2 separate regions of the Homo sapiens genome follow, and region 2 is linked to region 1. Evidence: read pairs that join two places in POLR2A ChIA-PET (ENCODE). Cell type or tissue: OCI-LY7. All regions are shown on one strand. Links, peaks and the distances in the headings refer to the core of each region. The heading gives the core; the rest is flanking DNA. Region 1 holds the start of TMEM63C (transmembrane protein 63C). Region 2 has its middle 28 kb from the start of IRF2BPL.

What was found. Peaks named below come from ENCODE experiments on the same cell type or tissue, not always from the same donor. Only the 100,000 strongest peaks of a DNase experiment are listed, where the experiment ranks them.
Region 2: POLR2A ChIA-PET joins it to region 1 with 8 read pairs; 1 of 35 experiments calls an interaction of 5 or more read pairs at or near these places.

What each region holds. Positions count from the first base shown.
Region 1 is chr14:77,180,589-77,183,487 of GRCh38, forward strand. TMEM63C (transmembrane protein 63C) reads left to right here and starts at 1,210. Exons shown (of 24, transcript NM_020431.4): 1 at 1,210-1,306. RefSeq lists an enhancer at 1,531-1,660. In OCI-LY7, for the core only: a CTCF peak has its summit at 1,719 (motif pointing right); DNase peaks (open chromatin) are centred at 683, 1,103 and 1,523; H3K4me3 peaks cover 1,991 bases.
Region 2 is chr14:76,998,916-77,001,814 of GRCh38, forward strand. No RefSeq gene overlaps it. Among named protein-coding and RNA genes, the nearest start is that of IRF2BPL, 28 kb to the right of the region's middle. RefSeq lists an enhancer at 2,219-2,899. In OCI-LY7, for the core only: no CTCF peak of the experiment used is centred there; a DNase peak (open chromatin) is centred at 1,476; H3K4me3 peaks cover 565 bases; H3K27ac peaks cover 861 bases.

The sequences.
Region 1 (2,899 bases), core at 104-2,603:
GAATGGCGTGAACCTGGGAGGCGGAGCTTGCAGTGAGCCGAGATCACACCACTGCACTCCAGCCTGGGCGAGTGAGTGGATAATGGATAGACTTCGACAGAGTCTGTCTATGTGGCTCACCCTTGGGTCTTCGTGGGGTGGTTGGGTCATGAGAACCAGGGGGTCAGGGGAAGAGGGAGATGACTAGAGTGCGCCAGCCTGATACGGTTGTGTGGAAGGGGGTGCTGTGCTGCTGGTTATGGGGAAATCAACCCATGAAAGCATAACCAGCCTTTGACCCCCTCCTCTGGCACCTCATGACCTTGTGTTCACAGGGCTTCCTCTATGGCATTCTTATCATATTGTTAACAGCCCTAACTGGTGAAAGGGAGTCACTTTCAGAGAGCATTGGGCAGTGGCTTCTTTCCCATCAGCTATTGTACTGCAAGTGCCAGATAATGTCGATGACATAAATGTGCCTAGGCCCCTGCCTGGGAGGGAGAGGCTGTTTACTACTGCCCCTTGTTTTGCACACTGGTCTTTGGGGGTTGCAAACACTGGCACCTGTCCTCGGGGTCAAAACCAGTGTCTATAGCAGAGTGGGCAGGACTTTGATGAAACTCTGATACCTGCAGGATTGTGGCCCACCGCAAACCGGAAATGACCCAGCTCACTCCCTTGGCCCTCCCTGGTGGGGCTGTGGCCAATTGTAGATCACTCCTTTGCTGTAGAAGGAGTCTGGGTAGCAGCTGGGTACCAGCCACTAGGCTGGTGCCAGGACCTGGTCCTTGGGCGGGGCAGAGGGCTATCTTTGTGGGAGTGGAGTGGCTTTTCTTGCTTCTGGCTGATGGGACTAAGGAGACTGGGAAAGGCGACATGCCTCAGGGAGGGCGAGGGGAGGTGGCAAAGGAGCTGCCAAGGCCCAATGCATCAGGGCAGCTGGAGCAAGCTGGAACCAGGGACCGGCAGCCTTGTGTGTTTGAGATAGTAATTTGCAGATGGTTCCTGGTAGCGACAGGGTCTCTGAGGCGGAGCCTGGGTCTTCGCGTAGGATCTGCCAGCCTGGGTTCCCCGGCAGGTCAGAGAAGCTTTGGGGCGGGGCCAAGGTTGGCCCCTGCTTGGGAGGAGCCGGGATGCCTCTCTCACAGTGATGCAGAGAGGAATTTGCTGACAGTCCCTTGCCAGGTGGGGCTGGCTTCGCCCAGCCGGCGAGGAGGAGGACCCGCTGGCAGTCTCCTCCCAGGTGGGGAGCGTGGAGCCTGTCACTGCAGCCTGGCGGCCTGAGCGCCGAGCCTGGGGCTGGGGCCGCGGTGCTGAGGACGCAAATGTGGTGAGCACGCGATGCGGGTGCGGTGACCGGGGCTGGTCGGGCCGGGAAGAAGGGGCGCCGGATCCAGGTCCCGCACGGGGAGGGGGCGGGGAAGGATTGCTTGTTTCTGTGCTTTCTGAGACCTTGCATTGGGAGGGATGGGGGTAGGGGAGACTGCGCCACAGTCCCTTGCCACGCTGGCTGTCTCTAGCTTGTACCCAGGAAAGGGTGGCCTGAGCCGCCCACCCGGGAGGGCGTGGCTTTAGTAGACCGGTCTTCACTGGGTTGGGGGAACGGAGGTGGGTAGGAGGTTTGCTTGGGGGGTCCCCGGCCTCCTGCCTGACAGCCAGGTGGGAGTTACCGCTCGGGGCTACCCTCTCCCCCACCCAGGGATTCCCCGGGGCTCTGCCGCCCACTCTCTGGGCTGGGACGGGAGGGGGCAGTCTGCTCCGCCGTTATGGGTTATGACAACGTCACTGCTGCGCTGCTGCCTGGCGGGCTGGGCTCCTGGGCCCCCAGGGGAACAATGCCACCCTTTCCCCATGTGCTTCCAAAGAAAGGCTCTTGCCTCCCTACTCGCCCTGGCCTTGAGAGAGGAACGTTGTGTTTGGATGAAGGCCCTGGGGAAACTGAGGCCCAGGGGTGCTGTGGCTTGACCAAGGTCACTGAGCAGGCCCTACAGAGCTGGCCTCCCAGGCACTGCCTTCACCGAATGCCCTCTGGAGGGGCAGGGGCCCTTCTTCCTCTCTAGACCCCAGGACCTCCCCCCACCCCAGCACCCCATTTCCTCATCCCTGAGAATGCAGGGAGTTGCAACTTCCGCATGGGGCTCCAGGGTATCATGGGTGTAAGCAGCAATTAGATTGTCTGGGGACAGGAGAAAATTGCTCATGAAAAACACCTAAGTGAGCAGAGGGGGTGTGAGCGTGTGCTGTTCTTGTGGGTTCAAGGAAAGAATGAGAGTTGGCTTTGAGGAGAGGAAGGCCCGTGCTGATGGGAATGAGGAGATGAACTTTCTCCTTCAACAGCCTGCAGCGCTCCAGGAAGATGTGTTTTCCCTCAAGAAAGGGTCCATCTCTTAGCACCACCCTCTGTTATCACCTTATCCTTGTTCTCTCTCCGGCCCCTGTCCCTGGGAGAAATGGGCTACATTCCGTCTATTGCCCTTAGAAGTGAACTTTCCCCTTAGAAGTGAATTCACCTTGTTCTTCTCCCTGGGACAGATGACCTTCCCTGGAGGGAAACTGAGGCAAGGAGAGAGCGACATTTTAGAGCCAGAGCCAGATGAGGAAACTGAGGCACAGAGGGTGGAGTGAGTTCTCCAGGTATCTTACCTACATGCAGGTCTTCTGACTCCCCAGCCACCAAAGGGCAGACTGGAGGGGCCTCTTCCTGTCTTCTCTTCGCACCCCACAGTCCCAGCGCTGAGAAGCTGAGGCTGCAAGGGCCTCCTGATGGGTGTGGAGGAGGTCGGTGACAGGGAACAGCACCAGCATTTTCTCCTCCTTTAAGATATGTTTTCTAGTTTCTTGGGAAGGAAGCAGCTTGAAGACGGGAAGTGAAGTCTCTTGGTTACCTTCCCATCATGCCCCCACAGGGATACACAATTTC
Region 2 (2,899 bases), core at 260-2,759, 180 kb before region 1:
GTCTCTCTGGATGTTCAATATTGCTCAGGGAATGAGAAGAAAAGCAAAGCAGAAACTGCTGAGGTGGCAGCTGCTGCCTGATACAGCTGGGCCCTAGCAGGCCCTGGGGGTTCCCAAAGAGGGAGGAGAGGAGGGTGGGAAGTTCAGGAGATCCTCAGTCCCCAGGAGGCAGACCCAGGCGGGCCTGGCCACCTCTCTCTCAGGAAACTCCTTCTGTGGGCTCAGCCCATGGGAGGGTGCACTCCAGCACCAGGACCTGACTGTTCTGCAAACATTGACGCACAGTCCCCAGGTTGCAGGGAGAGCGAAGCTTGCATGCTCTTTGCCCTCAAAAGCTTAGGGCTTGAGGGGGCCACAGGTGGATACCTGTTCTGGTGGAAAACTGCAGAGAGGCACAGGCATAGCAGGGGTGCCTGGAACCAGCTCCTCTTCCTGAGACCCCCACCCTCATCCTCTTCCTCCAGCTCCCACAGAACCTGAGGAGAAGCCAATGTCTGGGTTCCCCAGATGCCTCCGCTCGCCTCCTCCTCCACCCTCACAGCAGCGCTGGAGACAGATCCATGGAGGTGACTCTCCCACTGTCCCAGATGCACTGGCTGCATAGTTGGGGAATGGGCTGTTCCCCAGGCCAACGGGATGTGCAGCCACCCTCTCCTGGGTTGGGAGGACCCCCTAGTCCCACACAGAGTCTTGCACCAAGCCCATCTTGGCAGTCGTTGCAGCTGAGGCTTGGAACAGGGTTCCAGCCCATTGAGAAGAATAGGAATGGTGGGGCGGGGGCGAGGGTCATGGCCCCTTGGGACCTCATCAAGCCTGAATAGTCTGGGTCACCTGTAGGCCCTGCCAGGCCCAGCCAGGCCTGCCCCTTGTCTAAGGCACCTTCTTTCTTTTTTCTTTTGAGACAGAGTCTCACTTTGTTGCCCAAGCTGGAGTGCAGTGGAACAATCTCAGCTCACTGCAACCTCTGCCTCCCAGGTTCTAGCAATTCTCCTGCCTCAGCCTCCCGAGTTGCTGGAATTACAGGCGCACGCCACCATGCTCAGCTGACTTTTGTATTTTTAGTAGAGACGGGTTTTCACCATGTTGGCCAGGCTGATCTCGAACTCCTGACCTCAAGTGATCCTCCCTCCTTGGCCTCCCAAAGTGCTGGGATTACAGGCATGAGGCAGCGCGCCCGCCCTGGTAAGGCACCTTCTGCCCACCTTGCTCCCCCTGCCCCATTGGTCTCCCCAGCTAGCAGAGCCACCACTATGCCAGGTTTCATGGGGCTCCGGCTGCTCAGGACTAGAGAGGGTGTCTAAGCATCTGTGAGGTTTTCTCCCCTCTGGGCCCCTTGGGCCAGGAGGGAGGCACAGGGGTGGGTGGGGGCCAGCTGGGGCTGGGGGGAGCTAGTTGGGGGGAATCAGCCTTTCATCTTGGCTGTGTGAAGCAAACCCAACCCCTCCCCAGCCTGAAGCTGGCTGGCATTGGCATGCACCATAAATCTCCAGGATGCAGCTGTGACTGGATTATTTATAGCTCCAGTCTTACATCTCTAACTCGAAACTGTCACACAAAGGGAAAGGTAATGAAATCTCACCTCTCCTGCCTGTCCCTCAGTCCACACCGCAGGGCCTTCCAGAGCCTGTGGCTGAAGGAGGGAGGAGAGGCCTCCCCCCCTGCCGCCTCCCTCCCTTCCTGGCTCCCTCTGTCTTCTCCTCTGTCGTCACGCACACACTTCGCAGCGCTACGTTCCCTCTCAGACACAGCCTCTCACGTTTTCTTTCTCTCTCACGCATACATTTCCTCACAGATGCAGACATTTCTGTCCAGCCTCTTCCTCCCGCTCAGCTCGCCCTGCCCGGGCCCCTCCTATCCCTGCAGACACACTTGCACACGCCTGCCCTTTTCCTTCCACGCCACCACTGTCTCCCTGCGTGGCTCACTCCCTTCCGCCTTGTTTGCCTCTTTGCTTTGTCAATGAAGACGCTGCCACATTAATGAGCAGGCCTGTCCTCTGTGGAGGCACACCGGCTCTTTGTCGCTCACTGGCAGAAGTGTCAGCTCACATTCATCTTGCTCTGCCTGTAAGAGTCCCACGGGCATTGCCTCCCCAAGTGGGACCCATTTTGTGGCACGTGGCCCGGACGACACGTATCCCTGGGCTTGACATACACAGACACACAGGAAACATTGGCCATGGGACATGCCTCTCCCCCTGCAGTGAGGAGCATCTAAGGATGCGCTCTGCAAATTCCACGAAAGGCCCCGGGTGCGGTATTTCATGGTGCAGAGGTGAAGTTCCTCCTCCCTCCTGTTTCGTTGTCTCGCAGTTTTCTACGGGCCAGTCCCTCTGTTACCCCATCCCACAGGCGCCAATGGAAACTCTGAGCCCCATGCAAGCTCCCATGGAGACCCAAGGCCCAGCCTCTCTCCCTGCCCAGCCCTCCACCCCCAGGCCCGCAATCATCAGAAAGCAGCACTTCCCACTGCAGCCCTGCCTTGACGTGGCCCACAACTCACTCCATCCAGACAGTCAGGGGGGTAGGCAGTGTGTATTTGTGTGTGTGTGTATGTGTGTGCGCGCACTTCTTGTGCTGAATGAGTGGTATTCACGAACAATGGCAGCTTACCCTGGGCTGACGGTGGGGTTGGGCCTGGGGACAGAAACCCTGCAAATTTCTTGGAAATCGCTCTCCTTTTTTTTTTTTTTTTCTTGAGACAGGGTCTTGGCCGGGCGCGATGGCTCACGCCTGTAATCCCAGCACTTTGGGAGACCGAGGCAGCCGAGGGTCACCTGAGGTCAGGAGTTCAAGACCAGCCTGACCAACATGGAGAAACCCCATCTCTACTAAAAAAGAAAATACAAAATTAAACAGGTGTGGTGGTGCATGCCTGTAATCCCAGCTACTCGGGAGGC